Linked DNA regions of Homo sapiens: region 2 is linked to region 1. The links are chromatin contacts, found by Hi-C or POLR2A ChIA-PET in ENCODE. All regions are on one chromosome and are shown on one strand. The core of a region is the stretch at or near the end of the contact, and the rest is flanking DNA. Distances in the headings are between cores, read along the strand shown. Region 1 overlaps DZANK1 (double zinc ribbon and ankyrin repeat domains 1). Region 2 holds the start of SMIM26 (small integral membrane protein 26).

Region 1 (2,722 bases), core at 59-2,558:
GTGTTGCTCAGGCTGGAGTGCAATGGTGCAATTTTGGCTCACTGCAACCTCTGCCTCCCAGGTTCAAGCAATTCTTCTGCCTCAGTCTCCTGAGTAGCTAGGATTACAGGCCCGTGCCACCATGCCCGGCTAATTTTTGTATTTTTAGTAGAGATGGGGTTTCACCATGTTGGTCGGGCTGATCTCGAACTCCTTACCTCGTGATCCACCCACCGTGGCCTCCCAAAGTGCTGAGATTACAGGCATGAGCCACCATGCCCAGCCGTTCATGGCTTTCTTAACCCAGTTTGAAAGATTTAAATCCTAAACTGCCACTAGCCCTTATTCCTTTGTGCAAATGAAACAAAGGTGTTCTTTTCTCAAGACACTTGACTGCCATCTATTGGAAATTGCTTGTAATATACTGGTTTCTCTACTAGAAAAATTACCCTAATACATATGCAAATATATGATGTTCACCATATGAATGGTACTACTTTGAATGCAGTGACGTTGTGCAACGCACAACCTTTCATGGTAGTCCTCTCAGGTCCCCAGGTTTAGATGCAGGAAAGTATGTTAGAGAAAATGTTGGTGACCAGTGGCTGAGTGTGGATTAGTAGTGAAGTCTATGCTCTATTGGATTACAGAGCTGAAAAGGATAGATATCTTCCAGGCATCAAGCAGGCCGGCAAACACCCCTTGATTTGCTGACTTTTAGATAATAAATGGCTAATCCTGGATCAGGCTGGAAGTTGCTGAGAAAGACAGGAGCAAGGAAGATGAGGCAAAGGCTGGAAAACCCTATTAGTTCCAAGTACACTTTTCTTGAGATACTTTTTATTCTGATTAGAGTTGTTTTCTATAAGTAAAATGCAAGATTGATTAAATTATATTCTAATTTTAAAAATGTCTTCTGCCTCACGCATGGCCCCGATGTGCCTGGCAGTCCCTGAATATTCCTTTGCCCAGATCTGATGTTGGGACTAAGAGGGACATAGGAACACAGACTGTTGGCCTCTTCTACCCATCTGGCAAGCTGCTAGCAAAAAAGGAACAGGAACTAGCCTCTCAAAAGCAGAGGCAGGAGAAAATGAGTGACCATAAACCCCTCCTGACAGCCATCAGCCCAGGAAGAGGTAAGGGGGAGGATGCCCTTTCTTCTGGTCGGGAGGGAATTCACTCTTTCTGTGAAAGAACATTTCATTTTCTCTTCCTTTTAGATTTATTTGTATGTGTAAGAAGTAAGTTTCTTTCTTTTCCTCTTTTTCAAGTAATTTTCTTTGTATTGGAAAAAGAAGCTCTTCCTGTAAGCTCCTTCTTAAACTTTCAGTATTCTGATGTTTTAGCTCATAGCCCTGTAGTCTAGTTCCTCAGTCACATGGCGCATGTGGGTTTCTTTTGTCGTGACGGCATGTTGTTAGTGCACAGTGCTATTGCTATCTGCCATTATCCCTTTTTTTAATTGTAAAATTTAAATAACATAAAATTCACCATTTTGACTATTTTTAAGTCTATAATTTGGGCCAGTTGTGGTGACTCATGCCTGCAATCCCAGCACTTTGGGAGGCCAAGGCTGGAGGATCTCTTGAGTCTAGTCTGGCCAACAAAGTGAGACCCTGTCTCTACAATTTTTTTTTTAAAGCAGTCATTTGTGGTGGTGCATGCCTGTGGTCCCAGCTACATGCTTCAAATTTCATTTTGAAATTTAATCTCTATTGTGGTGGTATTAAGTGGCGGGACGTTTTGGAAATTGATCATGAGGATGGAGCCCTCATGAATAGATCAGTGCCTTATGAAAGGGCTGGAGGGAATGAGTTAAGGCCCCTTTTTGTCCTTTGGCCCTCCCTCCATGTGAGGACACAACGTTGCCCTCCTTTGGAGGATGCAGCAACGAGGCACCATTTTGGAAGCAGAGAGACCAGGCCCTCCCCAGACACCTAACCTGCAGGGACCTTTATTTTGGACTTCTAGCTTCCAGAATGTGAGAAATAAATTCCTGTTCTTTATAAATTACCCAGTCTCAAGTATTTTGTTTATAGCAGCACAAATGGACTAAGACAGTTTGCTAGTATTTTCTTGAAGACTTTTGTGTCTATATTTATAAGAGATATTAGTCTGCAGTTTTCTTCTTTCCTTCTACTGTCTGTCTGATTTTGGTATCAGGATAATGGTAGCCTTATAGAAACACTTCTTTTTTTTTGAAGTGGTTATGAAGAATTGGTATTAACTATTATTTAAATTTTGGTAAATTACCTGTGAAGCTATCTGGATCTGATGTTTGTCTAGTGGGCAATTCTGATTACTCTTTACTTTTTATAGGTCTGTTCAGATTTTCTATTTCTTGTTGAATCAGTTTTGGTAGTTTGTGTTTTTCCAGATATTTATCTATTTCATCTGATTAATTTATTAGCATACAGTTGTTTGTGATACTCTTTTATAATCTTTTTTATTTCAATAAAGTTGGTGATAACATCTCCTATTTCATTTCTAATTCTAGTAACTTGAGATGTCACTTTTTTTGGTCAATCTTACTAAAGGTTTATCAATTTCATTGATCTTTTCCAAGAACCAACTTTTGGTTTTATTGATTTTCTATTATTTTTATATTCTGTATTTCACTAAATTCCACTCTCATCATGATTTCCTTCTTTCTTCTTACTTTAAGTTGACTTTGCTCTTCTTTTCCTCGTTTAAGGTCAAAGATTAGGGTGATGATTTTGAGATCTTTCTTCAGAATGTG
Region 2 (2,722 bases), core at 82-2,581, 150 kb before region 1:
GTGGCCTGCGCCTGCAATCCCAGCTACTCGGGAGGCTGAGGCAGGAGAATCACTTGAGCCCGGAGACGCAGGTTGTGGTGAGCCGAGATCATGCCACTGCACTCAAGCCTGGGCGACAGGGTGAGACCTTGTCAAAAAGAAAAAAAAAAAGAACGAAAGAAAGAAAACATAAATATGGACATTAAAATATTTTTACTTTATATATAAATGTAAAGTATTTTTACCATATATTACATATAAAGTAAATATAAAATATTATATATAAAAATTTCTTTTTCTTTTGGTAGAGATGGGGGTCTCCCCATGTTGCCCAGGCTGGTCCCGAACCCCTGGGCTCAAGCAATCTCCCACCTCGGCCTCCCAAAGTTATGGGATTACAGGCGTGAGCCACTGCACCCGGCCAAAATGTTTTTAAATGCTTAATGCTGGACACATGTACTTTCAGGCCACTGACAGCTTCATCACCAAATGTAATCTTCAGCATAGTTTTTACACAACAACTTTACTGAGATATAATTAACATATACGATTAACCCACTTAAAATATACAATTTAATGTTTTTAGTATATTCAGATTTGTGCAACCAGCACCACAATCAATTTAAAAATACTTTCATCCACAAAAGGAATCCATACCTTTGGCAGTCATTCCCCAACTCCCCAACCCCTCAGCCCCTAGCAACCACACTAATCAACTTAATGTCTCTACAGATTTCCAGCATATTTTTCAAAGCTGAGAGACTTTTCTCCCTTTGCGCTTAGTAACTGGAAGATTTTAATACGCCTTGGCTGCTAAAAGTACTGAAATTGCTCGCCATATACGATGAGGGACAGTAGTACTGAAGCATCACTCTTTAAAAATCACCGGCCAGAGTCTCTGAAAGTCCACCTTGCACTTTACACAGATTCCTCCAATTCTGAATATGGGGACGGCCCTATCCAGTAAATGATTCAGATTTAGGAAACAATATTTACAAGGTATTAATAATTCCTGGAGTCTAGTTCTTTGCAGATTCCATTATAACAAACGGCTGTTAGCACCCGTTTCAATTAGTTTTGCAGAATAAACCTGGGATTTAAAGGACAGGGAAGTTGTTTCCATGACCCCCGGGGAACTCTCATCGAAGGCCGTGTGTTCCGGGGCAGGCCCCGCCGAAGAGCCCTACCTGACGACTTCGCCATTGTCCGGCTATAGTAAAGCAGTGAGCCCAACACAGACCAGGTGCCGATCCCGTAGACCACCGACATCCGCCGGTACCAGGCCGTGAACTCATTTCGATACATGGGTACGCCAGCGAGTGCCTCGATTCTCGCAGGCCCACGGCAGAGGCGGGACTTCCGGTGAGGGCGTCGCTGCGGTCCCTGCCGCCGGAACCATTAAGGAGCCGCCAGTTTTCAGCGTCCGCTTCCGGCTCTGCCCCGATGCACCTTGGGGCCTCTGGCCCGGAAAGTCGCTCAGGTGTCCGGACTTTCGGGTGTAGAACTGTGGGCGTGCGATACTTTTTACCACGTGACGAGGACTAAATGACAACTTAGAGGAGAAGCTTCTCACTTGCAAAATTGTAATGCCTTCGTGGGCTCCAGACGGTATCCGAAAAGGTTACTTCCAATTCCTCTTCCAGTTTTCAGATTTGCAGGGATACCGCTTGTCTCTCCCCGCAACTCTTCTTTTCCTCCATTTTTCTTTCCGGAACTCTGGGTGAACTTTAAATACTTCCAGGCCAAAGCTAATCCCTCCACTAGGCTCTGGGTACTATTTTTTCCAGCCTCAGTGGCCTTTCCCCTCATTGACACCCTAAGTCCTCCCCCATCTTCATTATTGACGTTTATCCTTCATACAAACGTGCCCATGTCTCAAAAACAAAAAATCTCCTTCGACTCCGACCACCTCCAGCTTTTGTCTTATGCATACATTTTTTAAAGCAAGATGCCCTCAATAGACTGAACAACTTAAGAGCAAGTGTGATGTGCTTGGCACAAGGTAGGCCCGGTAAATTAACGTTAAGTACTTTTCAGCCACACTCAAACTTGGTTTCGAAAGCATTTGCCACCACTGACCCCACCTGCACCTTTCATGGCTTCAGAAACATCATTTTCCCTGGTATCCTTCAGGGTTCTTTTCACCTTGCCCACCCTTTAAAAACTGATGTTCTGCCCTACAGAAATAGATAAAAAACTTAACTCTGAATGGATCGCTGACTTAAATGTAAAAGCTAAAACTATTTAATATAAGCCTAGAAAAAAACCAGGAGAATATGTTTGCCATCTTGGAATAAGCACAGAATTCTTAGAATAAAAAAGGCATCCCAAGCGGGGTGGCTCATGCCTGTAACCCCAGCACTTTGGGAGGTAGAGCAGGGAGGATTGCTTGAACCCAAGAGTTCCAGACCAGCAAGGCCAACATAGTGAGACCCCATCTCATTTTATATATATATGCATAAAGCGAAAATGGATAAATAGGGCTTTTAAAAAAAAATTAAAATTTTTGCTCTTTGAAGGTCACAGTTGAGAAAATGAAAAGCCAAGCCACAGAATAAAATATTCATAATAACATATATCTAACAAAAGGACTTGGATCCAGAATATATGAGGACGCTTTACAACTCAGTTATAAAAATACAGCCCAACTAAAAACCAGGCAATAAATTTGAATAGAACGAAAGAAGATATACAAATGACCAATAAGCACAGTAGCATCATTAGTCATCACAGAAATGGACAT

The links. Hi-C counts contacts between places; a loop is a spot of excess contacts on that map. ChIA-PET counts read pairs that join two places held with the same protein, here RNA polymerase II (POLR2A). Pooled maps may share reads with other maps.
Region 2: a loop to region 1 is called in a map of GM12878, with 5 times the contacts of the local background. The contact joins the promoter of SMIM26 here to the enhancer-like site in region 1. A Hi-C loop is called at or near these places in 8 of 168 maps with a recorded cell type or tissue (CD4-positive, alpha-beta T cell, Caco-2, GM12878 and 5 more), 32 of 37 single-sample maps with no recorded cell type and 17 of 50 pooled maps. POLR2A ChIA-PET finds 5 or more read pairs at or near these places in 1 of 52 experiments (OCI-LY7).

What each region holds. Positions count from the first base shown.
Region 1 is chr20:18,411,042-18,413,763 of GRCh38, reverse strand. DZANK1 (double zinc ribbon and ankyrin repeat domains 1) reads left to right here. Exons shown (of 21, transcript NM_001367614.1): 13 at 911-1,118. Among named protein-coding and RNA genes, the nearest start is that of LINC00851, 33 kb to the right of the region's middle. RefSeq lists a silencer at 213-262 and an enhancer at 1,133-1,182. Within about 2 kb of position 1,308, at least 4 of the 41 ENCODE cell types and tissues checked have a DNase peak (open chromatin) inside an H3K27ac peak, as active enhancers do; they include GM12878 and OCI-LY7, where a contact is called at or near this core.
Region 2 is chr20:18,566,041-18,568,762 of GRCh38, reverse strand. It overlaps SMIM26 (small integral membrane protein 26), which reads right to left and starts at 1,331. Exons shown (of 2, transcript NM_001348957.2): 1 at 1,167-1,331. The coding sequence starts at 1,284. RefSeq lists a silencer at 1,198-1,480 and an enhancer at 1,544-1,643.